Linked DNA regions of Homo sapiens: regions 2 and 3 are each linked to region 1. The links are chromatin contacts, found by Hi-C in ENCODE. All regions are on one chromosome and are shown on one strand. Each heading gives the region's core, a stretch centred on a gene start or an enhancer-like site at or near the end of the contact. The rest is flanking DNA. Distances are from core to core; before and after follow the strand shown. Region 1 overlaps SYN2 (synapsin II). Region 2 overlaps ATG7 (autophagy related 7). Region 3 overlaps LOC105376956 (a long non-coding RNA gene).

Region 1 (3,613 bases), core at 365-2,864:
TCTGAGGGTCACAGTATAACAAGGACAAACTCTAACTCCGATCAGAATGTGCTCAGAGGAGAGAAACCAGGAGGTTGAGGCATTTGGCAAATCTATGTTATGAGTAAAAGTTAAAGGAATTGCAGTTGAATAGCAGACATCTCAATGAGTGCATTAATTAATATCTTTAGCTCTCTGATGCCGCCATGGAGTAGAACTGATTCCAAAAGGCAAATCTGTTAGCAGACAGGTTTTGACCCAGTGTAGGGAGTAAACTCTCTAACACTCAGAAACGGCATGCGGCTGCCACATTGTTGCTGATGTTCAAGCAGGAGCAGGATGAGCAGCTTGTAAGGCACATGGTGAAAGGGGAGGGCTGGGGACTGGGGCTGTTGGAGCAGGTAACTTATAAAATCTCCTTCCAAGCCTGACATGCTGAGATCCAGACTGTGTGCAGCCATGGGACCTGGAAAAGGCTGTGATGAGAATTCAGAATTGAAGGACTGAGGCTGAATAACCTCTGGTGTCTGGTGGGACATTCTACCAGTCCTTTTTTGTACTGGTTCTCTGGTATGAAGAGAAACAGAACACATTTCCAGCTAGGTTTTTCCAGCCACAAAGGCTCTGAAACAAGCTTGTCTAACCTGCAGCCCAGGATGGCTTTGAATGCGTCCCAACACAAATTCATAAACTTCCTTAAAACATTATGAGATATTTTGCAATTTTTTTAGCTTATCAGCCATTGTTAGTGTTAGTGTATGTGTGGCCCAAGACAGTTCTTCTCCCAGTGTGGCCCATGAAAGCCAAAAGATTAGCCACCCGTGTTCTAAAATATGAGGTCTCCTGAGTGCAAGAAGACCAAGCCTAAGAAGGGGTTTCTTCACTCTGAGAAGTGGAGTCTAAAGGGCTGTCCAGTTAGGGAGGGGTCTCTGATCCCCGGCATGGGACTAACAGGGCTTCACTTGAGCTCAGAAGAGGTAAATTTAGGACAAATGAAAGGCCTTCCTGCTTCCCACAGCAGGAATGGCTTTAGCAAATTTCTTCCCCAGTGAGTATAAGCTGAGAATGTGAGGAGATTTGGGGCAGGTTCAGATAAAGCCACTAGTGACTAGATCCCTTAACAGACTATTAAGAGAAACTAACTATTCTGGGACTGTCTTAACTTTTCAGGGACATCTTTAATCATTTGAAGCTGACATTCTGACCTTGAGTGACCTGCCCCTCAGTGCCCCCAGAAGACTCAGGGACTGCCCCCATGGGATATTTCTTGGGTTCTAGGTTATGGGAGGGCCCCACTCCAGGAGATGAGCTCTGCAAGCAGAGAAGCAACTCCCCCCAGGAGGGAAGGAGAAGCGGCTCATCCCTGGGCACCTTTTAGAACCTTTTGGAGGAAGGAAGGTGGGCGCTGGTGACTGCAGGGGCAAGCCCAGAAAGATCCCAAGGTGCCTCAAAACATGCGGTCCCCTTTGCACCGACTAAACCTACAACCTCCTGACCACATTCTTTCCCGCTGCCTCATTCTCCCTGGGGTCCTAGACCAGGGAGCGGGGCCTGGGGGAGCTGATCAGAATAGTTCTGTGGCGTGTCCGGCAAGGAGCTTGGCCTGGCCTCTTTCCTGGGGCCAGACCCTGGGACCCTTTCCCAATTTCCTGTCTCAGATATGCTGAGCAAGCACAGGCCTTCCTCCTTGGTTGGGGCAGCTGGTCTCAGGCCAACAGCTCACAAGTGTTGAGTCACTCAATGTCTTTCCTTCCTCAGCTTTCCATCCTGCTGGGACTTCAGGAGCTCCTTTCTCCAGCTTGTCTGCCGAAAGCCACAGGATGGCATTTTAAAGTTACCTTTGACAAAAACCCACAAACCCTCATCCATGGGCTTGGTTTCTGTCACAGGCCAGTGATTTCCTTTCCAATCATCTCAAGAGCTAATATTTACCATTTCTGCAAGGACCTTGCTGGAACTAAGCAATATACAGAAGGCATGGTATAACCCAGACCAGAATTCCCTGCACATGAAACTGCTATGCATCAGGTGACAGGAAACCACACAACAATATCTTCTCCACTGATGCACGAAATTCTAACATTAGACCTCCCTTCCTTTGGATTGATATTTATTTTTTAAATAGTAGTAGGATGCTCACTTACATTGCCTAACACTTTACAGTTTACAAAGCACACTCTTTAGTTTAAGCCTAACAATCCTTATTTAAGATGTCTTGGGCTGGCAAATGTATCTTTGTTTCACATATCAGCAAAGAGAAGGCAACTGCCTTGCCCAAGGTCACACAGCTGCTAAGCAGGAGAGCTGGATCTTCTGGGCCCCAATTCAGGGAGTTCTCCACAATACTGTGCACCATGCCCTTTTGGTGCTCCCACATCAGCAGAGGCGAAGGTAAGAATGGAATGAGCTGGGCATTTGTGACTCTATATCTCTACGTAAGGAAAATCCTTGCATTCCTCCCTTAACAAGTGGTGGACCTACCAACCTGGAGGAGTCTTGAGCTTCACCAGCTCTCTCCTTCCTCCCTGGCTTCTCTGATCACTAAGCCCAGTAGATTCAGCGTAGCAGGATACCAGCCCAATTAGCTTTGATGGAAGCGGCACACTCTCCTTGCCAAGCTCCTGAAAGCCTATACCTGCAAGACATCTCTGCACAGGTCCAATAACCCTAGGGGTCTTGCTGAGTTTAAGACTCTGTAGCTGGTCCAGGCTGGTCTGGAACTCTGTAGCTAAGAAGGGATTGTCTCAGTTCTCACACACCGGAAGAACTGAAAGAAAAAAAAAAAAAAAAAAAAAAAGCATAAACGAATTCATGGAAGCCTAGAGCCAGAAGGGCCTGTAGAAGTCATGTGCCTGCAGCTACATGAGCCCCCCTAACCAAAGTTTGTCCAAGCACTGCTGAAATACCTCTCATGCCAGGAAGCTCACTACTACCCAAGCCAGCCCTTGACACTATTCAGATTTATATTTGACTAATTTCAATCTTCTACTAAGCCCTAGGTGCTTCCATGGTTACCTCATTTATACCATTTGGGAAACTGTGACTCAGGATAAGTAACTTGCCCAAAGTCACATGTGTAAAGTTGTCATTTCGAGACTTCTAACCATCCTATTTGCTCCATGTACCCATGTTTTTCTGCTAGCATCACCCTTAAGAGGTGGCCAGAACTGGTTGCAGTGCTCTCTCATGAGGCTTGATCAGCCAAAAGAACAGTGGTCCTATCACTTCCCCTTGTCAAGACATAGACATACCTCCAGCTGCATCCAATTTTTGGCAGCATCATTACAGACTGACACCCTTTGAGCCTGTCGTCACTCTGTAAACCCAAAGTTGGTTGGGGTTTATTATTTATTTATATATTTTTTTGAGACGGGGTCTCACTCTGTTGCCTAGGCTGGAATGCAGTGGCGTGATCCTGGCTCACTGCAGCATCCACCTCCCAGGCTCAAGCTATCCTCTTGCCACAGCCCTCTGGGTAGCTGGGACTATAAGCACATGCCACCATGCCCACCTAATTTTTGTATTTTTTGTAGAGACAGCGTTTCATCATGTTATCCAGGCTGGTCTCAAACTCCTGGGCTCAAGTGATCCACGCACCTCGGCCTCCCACAGTGTTGGGATTACAGGCGTGAGC
Region 2 (3,613 bases), core at 400-2,899, 800 kb before region 1:
ATTTTTTTTTTTTTTTTTTGAGATGGAGTCTTACTCTGTCACTCAGGCTGGATCTCAGCTCACTGCAACCTCTGCCTCCCAGGATCAAGTGATTCTCCTGCCTCAGCCTCCCGAGGAGCTGGGATTACATGGGTGCACCACCACACCCGGCTAATTATTTTGTATTTTTAGCAGAGGTGGGGGTTTTGCCATGTTGTCCAGGCTGGTCTCAAACTCCTGACCTCAGGTGATCTGCCCGCCTCAGCCTCCCAAAGTGCTAGGAGTACAGACGTGAGCCACTGTGCCCTGCCAAATTTTTAAAATGTCTTTATCAATATGCTATGTGTTTTTTAATGCAATCCGAGATCAAGTGTTTGATAGAAATGATAAATTCGGGCTGGGCGCGGTGGCTCACGCCCGTAACCCCAGCACTTTGGGAGGCTGAGGCAGGCAGGTCACCTGAGGCCAGGAGTTCAAGATCAGCCTGGACAACATGGCAAAACCCCATCTCTACTAAAAATAGAAAAAACTTAGCTGGGTGTGGTGGTGGGCGCCTGTAATTCCAGCTACTCGGGAGGCTGAGGCAGGAGAATCACTTGAACCCAGGAGGCAGAGGTTGCGGTGAGCTGAGATCACACCACTGTACTCCAGCCTGGGCGACAGAGTGAGACTCCATCTCCAAAAAAAAAAAAAAAAAAAAAAAATTGCTGTAGGCATGTTTTTCCAGGTTTGATTTTTTTCCAGAGAGAAGTATGCACAAACAGTTAACACTGTTACAGTGTGAGCATCAGGATGGAGTTATCCAAAACTCAAAAGAAGCCTTTTTCTTTAAATAGTTTGTCAAATTGTTTGTTTTTCGGGGGGTGGGGGATTTGAGGGAGAGGGCATGGTGTTAATAGGATGGCTAAACGGTGGTGGATCGGGTCTTCTGTTCTGTTCAAGTGAGAGTGTTAAAGTTGTGAGAAGACCTAGTGTTGAAGACAAACGCTGTGGTATTCTGAGAGGGAGGGAAGCAGAGAAGCTCAGGCCGGGGGCAGGTTCACATCAGGAGGTCCATTTTTGAGTCTTGGCTCCATTACTTACTGTTTACCTGAGCCAAGTTGCCATTCTTCCTGAGCCTGAGGTTTTTCAACATAAAATGGGGAATTTGAAAGGTCAAATAAATTAATTCATAATATTTGTGTTGTCTGGTTTATTATAAACGTTGAGTCCTATGGAGAGTTTAGAGATGTTACCATTCATATTTTTATGATATATAGAACAGCTTAAAGCTCCCCCTTTGGTGTAAGTATAGTATATACAGGTATAATGTTCTGAATAAATTACTTCAGTTATAGTTTGTGAAACCTGATTATAGCTGATACTCTGGAAATGTAACTCAGTTGTAGTCCAGAATTTTATGCTCAAGGTGGTGCTGTTTCCCCATAAATCTGATGATGTTTTACATTTTATCTCTATCTGTTCCAAATCAAGCAAATAACTGGATATATGTCTAGGGCCATTTCGGCCTTCCACAGTCCCCCAAGCCATCTTTCCTTGTGAGACCCCACCCAAAATCATGTCATAGAAATGTGTATTTACCCCATATTCACTAGAACACATGTGGGAGCTTAAGAGTTGAGTATACCAGTGGACCTGTTCAACATTTTGGAAGACATTTGTTAAAAAATACTTTAGATACTACAGCTTGCTTTTTGTATTTTAGAGTCAGTTTGTTTTTAGGTCAGAAATATTTGAAAAGCTTGTAAGCCCTGGCTCCTAATGGAATAAAGGACCTAATATAGTTCTTCTGCAAACTGATTACGTTACAAGGGAAAATACTCATTTCGAACTTATTTTTGCTCATAATCTCTTTCCGGGCCGCCATATTAATCATTTCCTACTTGTTGTCAGAAACCAGACGTGCATTTCATAGATGTGGTCGTTGTGTGTTTGATGTGAATTGTTTTGTTTTGTTTGTTTTTAGATCCGGGGATTTCTTTCACGGTTTGATAATGTCCTTCCCGTCAGCCTGGCATTTGACAAATGTACAGCTTGTTCTTCCAAAGTAAGTCATTTTGTATTGGAGGGACTTGTTTTTAAAAGTGAGCGGGTCAGCATTTGACCGCAGCCTCACCAGCTGGAGCCCTTGAAACCAACTAAGGGCTTTTTGTGGGGGAAGGGTGGGGTCTAAACCCTCAGAAAGGACTTTGTTTTCATGGATCTGTATTCATTCTCACAGTGGTTTAAAACCAGCCTGAGAAAATGTGTAGGGAGACTGAGTTAAAATATTTCAACTCTGTATCAATACTTGCATCATGCTAATTTTGTCTTGAATTTGAACTTTACTGCTCTTTGTTCCTCCCCAGAGGGTTCCCTCCTAGCCAGGACCCTCATAGAGCAATTTTTTAAAGCGTTACTCTGAGGGTGAGGCGGCCCTGGCTATGCATCTTCTGCAGATCCACATAATTACAAAGAAAAAGTAAACAGAGATTAGGGGCCTGGATGGGGAGCCACTAAAAGGGCCCCTTCAGCTTTGATCTTTCCAGAAGCTCTAAAAATAGAGCTGGTATGTTAGCCATCGTAATGTGAAACGGCTGATATATCTCAAAACTACAGTGATGGCATCTCGTGTTTTAATAGGCTTTCGGATACCATCTGAGTGATTTTTACATGCACACTGTATGTGATAGCTGATTTCCTTTCAAGTGTTCCTTTCAGCCTTCTGCTGCCCAGCGACTTGACCTGGGCTTTTAAGGCTCATGATTGCTGATAAGTAAAGATTTTCATGTTGAAGTGCTATACAAAATAATGTTGGTGACCACTAATCCCCAACTGTGGCTTCTCAGTTACAATTTGGAACTATTTTTCGTGTAGCCTTCGTCTGTCTGCCACTGTGGAAGAAAGAGAATTCTAGGGATGTATTTCTCTATTCTGAGTTGACAAGCTTCCTTTGAAAACTGTACTTGGGCTATATTTTATGGGAAGCACAATCCTGACCAGTTTCTCTAAAAATTGAATGTAGAATTGACAAGCAATGTTGATAAATTTGGTTACGTTTAGATGCTCAAAAATTGAGACTAATTATTTTCTTTTTGCTTCCGAAGTAAACTAAGCCTGTTTTATTATGCATCCCAAGTGCCTATGTTGAGATTTCAAGCTTAGACTTTGTCAGTAGTTACCCATGAGCCCATTCTTTCTGTAGTTTCCTTTAAGATATATCTGCTCAAGCCAGGACCTCAAGGATGTCTGCATGCACCCCCATCTTCAGAAATGCAAGTTTTAGGATTGTATACTACATCTTTAGTGGAGCAGATTTTTTTTTTCTTTGAATGGTTGAGCTAACTGGTCTCAAAATAACTTGGCAGTATTAATTTTCATACTGAAATCATTTGGCACAGGTGCCAGGTTTTCTATGGCTTTATGTTGGTCTGGCTAGTCAATGAAATAAAGATAATTGGGTTCTCTAAGTGAAATGCAAACACTCATTCATTCTTGTTCTATTTCTAATTAAATTAGCCTTTCAGATACTGTTTATAAAAGAATCACAAGCATACCATCTAACTGGGCGTTCCTTATACTTTAAAAGAGAATAGCTTAGCATTTTTCTTTCACACTTATTGTAAGCTTTTAATTAAATATAGGTATCACTTTT
Region 3 (3,613 bases), core at 373-2,872, 710 kb after region 1:
TACCTATCCTGCAGTTTCCGTTTTTTGAAGACTGCTGTTTTATGTGGTGCATAGATACTCCTGTCATGTCTACATTGGGAATTGCAGCTTCTAGCATTATCAAGTCACTTTCTCATGCATTGTTTTTAAGGCTGATTTCTACCCTGTCACACATCAAGACTGTAACTTGCTTCCTCGTCTAATTTGGCTTCATAGCTTGTACCCCTCCATGCACGTCTTTATGGGTAGCCTTTAGCCTTTCTGAATTTTTGTCTTAGGTGTCCCTCTAGAGTATTGGCAGAGAGTTGGTGGGTTTTGCTTTGTGGTCTGGGGTAGATGGAATGTATTTGTAGTCTATACCCTAGCTATGACTCACTTTATGGCAGGGAACACTTCTCCACCCTCTGACGCTGGGCTGGGCATGGAGCAAAGTGGTCAATGGGATTGTGGTGCACCTGGCGTGAGCAAAGGTGTGCTATGTGCTTGGGGCCAGGCTCATGCTCCTGCACTCCAGCCTATTGCCATGACCAGGACAGGCCTCGACCGGTGGGGTCAGGAGAATGAGGGATATGTGGAGCAGTCCTAGACCCCCTATGGCTCAGACTGACCCAGTTCTAGACCAGGGGAACCCCGTGCATCTGCAGATGGGGGCTGAGAAATCAGTGCTTGTTTCCTGCACACTTTGGGGTTGCCAGAGAACTAGGGTGGCGGTAGCTTATGGATACAAGGTCTTCAAAGACCTTTCTCTTAGCAGGGGAGCTAGGTATACTTGCATTTTGATGTAGCTGGTGTCTTTGGTTTGTTCTGGAAGGTTGTTTGCCGTTGTGAATTCACTATGTGGAGTATGGCGTCCTCGTGTGGCTTTCATTCTGAAGACTGGTCTGTTCCACTCTCCCTTTTTGGCTTGGTTATTTTTTTTTTTCTGTATTTAGGAAGGCTTTATTTTTGTTCTGGAGCTGTATTAGTCAGTGTTCTCCAGAGAAAACTGAACAAATAGGACAAACACACACACTCACACACTCATGAGGGGATTTATTGTGGGAATTGATTGGTTCATGCCCTTCAGGAGGCCAGGAAGCCCCAGGATATGCCAGTGGCAAGCTGGAAAACCGGAAAGCCCATGGTGCAATTCAGTTCGAGTCCAAAGGCCTAAGAACCAGAACAGCTGGTGGTGTCCCTCTCAGTCCCAGGCCACAGGCCTGAGAACCTGGGGGCTTCTGGTTTAAGACATGGGGTCCAGAGGCCCAAGAACCTGGAGTTCTCATACGCAAGGGCAGGAGAAGGTGGATGTCCCAGGTCAAGCATAGAACAAATTTCCCCTCCTTCCTCCTGTTGGTTGTATCTGGGCCTCAGCAGATTGAAGCAGGCTTGCTCACACTGGCGCGGGTGGCCCTCAGTCAGTCCACTGGGTCAAGTGCTCATCTCTTCCAGAACCCCCCCACAGAAACACGAGAAATCACGTTCTCCCTGCTCCCTGGACATCCCTTAGCCTAGTCAAGCTGACTGCTAAAATGAGCCATCACAAGGGCTGCCTTGGTAATAGTGACTTCTGCTAATGCCCACGGTGCCCGCTTTTCCTAACTGGCCTTGTGCTATCATTGAGCACTGTCAGCTGCAATAAAATCACCCGACTCTCACCTGCTAACAGTGCAGCAGCGGATCGGCTGACTGCCTTTCCCTTTCTCTTCCTTCTCTTCCAGTTTTTTGAATGCGTGGGTGCTTTTCTGGGTTTGGTAGTGCAATCATGCCCTCTTGCGCTGCTAAGGTGAATTGCAGTTCCCGTAATAAAAGATACTTTTAGGTGGGCTTGGTGAATCTTTGACAGCATCTCTGTGATGAGGCCCCCCTCTTAGCTGCTTCTTTCTTGCCCTTCATCACCAAAGCTCCCGGACACCCTTGCGAGGTGCTTCTGGCCCGATGGCCTGTCCAAGTGCTTCCTGTAGCTCTTGCTTAGCAGGCTGCCTTTCTCCTCTCAGGGCGGCTCCCTCCTCCTGCTCTGTGCATCGCGCCTCCACAGGGACCACCCATTTCCTCCGGCTGTGCATCCCCCACTGGCTGCCCCTGGCACCCACCCAGGACCTCCACGGGGACCCCCTCATTCCTTTCCGCTGTGTACCCCCCACCCCTGCACCCCCCCCAGGACCTCCACAGGGACCTTCTATCCCCTCCAGCTGTGCACCCCCCCCACCCCACCCAGGACCTCCAAGGGGACCCTCACCTCCTCCAGCTACACATGCCCCCCTGCCCCTGCATCCCACCCAGGACCTCCATGGGGACTCCCCACCCCGTCCATCTGTGCAGCCCCCTGCCCTTGCACCCTACCCAGAACCTCCATGAGGACCCCCTCAATCCCCTCCCACTGTGCATCCTCCCCTGCCCCTGCACCCCCCCACAACCTCCACAGGGACTCCCCACCCTCTCCTGCTGTGCAACCCCCACCCCTGTACCCCCCTGACAACCTCCACAGGGACCCTCCACCCTCTCCCATTGTGCACCCCCCCACCCCTTCACCCCACCCACAACCTCCACAGGGACCCCCACCCTCTCCCACTGTGTACCCCCCTGTACCCCACCCACAACCTCCACAGAGACTCTCCACCCTCTCCCACTGTGCACCCCCCCAACCCCTGCACCCCACGCACAACCTCCACAGGGACTCCCCACCCTCTCCCGCTGTGTACCCCCCTGCCCCTGCATCTCACCGGCAAGTGATTCTACATCAACTCTGCTGCTCTAAGATGTTGATTTTCCCACTGACCTTTAAGTGAATTTTGTGGTTCTTGCTCTTTCCCAAACACAGTGTAGGTCTGACAGCTATAGGTGACTGTTTCTTTGCTTTGGAGACTTGGTCTTGCGCTGTGGCCCAGGCTGGAGTGCAGTGGGGTGATCATGGCTCATGTAGCCTTGACCTCACTGGTTAAAGCAATCCTCCTACCTCAGCCTCCAGAGTAGCTGGGAACACAGGCAGGCACCACCATGCCTGGTTAATGTTTTGATATTGTAGAGATGGAGGTCTCACTATGTTGCTCAGGCTGGGATTACAGGGGTGAGTCACAGCATGTGGCCCCTCCTTGTTCTTTGAAAAGTTCTCAGAGGGTGTGAGAAGAGATTCCAATTCAGGTATTATCCTCTGGTATTTTCATTTTAGAATGTGTTCTTCCCTATTAACTACATAGAAAATGACAAAGTGCTTCAGGTCCTACGTATCAGATTTAATTGGAACACTTTACTGTGGAGGTGGGGGTGGGGTGTGGTTAGGAATAATAGACAAGAAAAGCTTTCCCTGAGGGCCTTGAAAGTCCTGAAGCTCCACGTTAGAAATGAGGGTGGGTGATCTTCACCCCATGCCTACAAGCAGCAGCCGCCAGGTCTTTATCACAGGCCTGCTCTGGGCTGAGCGGTGAGATGGGGTCTCTTGAAAAGTGGGCACTGAACTGAATGCACTGAGCTAAGAGGCATCTCAGGGGATACCTGGCCTCCAGCAGCACCAAAACGGGGTCCATGGTCATCCCAGGGACTCAGCATTGTGGTCGAACCATGGTGTCCCCCTCTCCAGGCTCCAGTCCTCGCCAGAATCACCAACTCTGCCAGAAACTCGATTATTTCTTTCCGTTTGTTCCTTGTTTGCCAACAC

Evidence for each region. A loop is a pair of places that touch in the nucleus more often than their neighbours do. Pooled maps may share reads with other maps.
Region 2: a loop to region 1 is called in a map of endothelial cell of umbilical vein, with 21 times the contacts of the local background. The contact joins two enhancer-like sites. A Hi-C loop is called at or near these places in 5 of 168 maps with a recorded cell type or tissue (CD8-positive, alpha-beta T cell, Caco-2, chondrocyte and 2 more) and 17 of 50 pooled maps.
Region 3: a loop to region 1 is called in a map of IMR-90, with 15 times the contacts of the local background. The contact joins two enhancer-like sites. A Hi-C loop is called at or near these places in 1 of 168 maps with a recorded cell type or tissue (IMR-90), 1 of 37 single-sample maps with no recorded cell type and 5 of 50 pooled maps.

Annotation. Positions count from the first base shown.
Region 1 is chr3:12,176,622-12,180,234 of GRCh38, forward strand. All of the region lies in intron 10 of SYN2 (synapsin II), which reads left to right. Among named protein-coding and RNA genes, the nearest start is that of TIMP4, 20 kb to the left of the region's middle. RefSeq lists an enhancer at 1,530-2,729. Within about 2 kb of position 1,615, at least 12 of the 41 ENCODE cell types and tissues checked have a DNase peak (open chromatin) inside an H3K27ac peak, as active enhancers do; they include endothelial cell of umbilical vein, where a contact is called at or near this core.
Region 2 is chr3:11,378,027-11,381,639 of GRCh38, forward strand. ATG7 (autophagy related 7) reads left to right here. Exons shown (of 21, transcript NM_001349232.2): 19 at 1,946-2,026. Among named protein-coding and RNA genes, the nearest start is that of ATG7, 110 kb to the left of the region's middle. Within about 2 kb of position 1,650, at least 3 of the 41 ENCODE cell types and tissues checked have a DNase peak (open chromatin) inside an H3K27ac peak, as active enhancers do; they include endothelial cell of umbilical vein, where a contact is called at or near this core.
Region 3 is chr3:12,890,434-12,894,046 of GRCh38, forward strand. All of the region lies in intron 4 of LOC105376956 (a long non-coding RNA gene), which reads left to right. Among named protein-coding and RNA genes, the nearest start is that of LINC02022, 7.0 kb to the left of the region's middle. Within about 2 kb of position 1,623, at least 2 of the 41 ENCODE cell types and tissues checked have a DNase peak (open chromatin) inside an H3K27ac peak, as active enhancers do.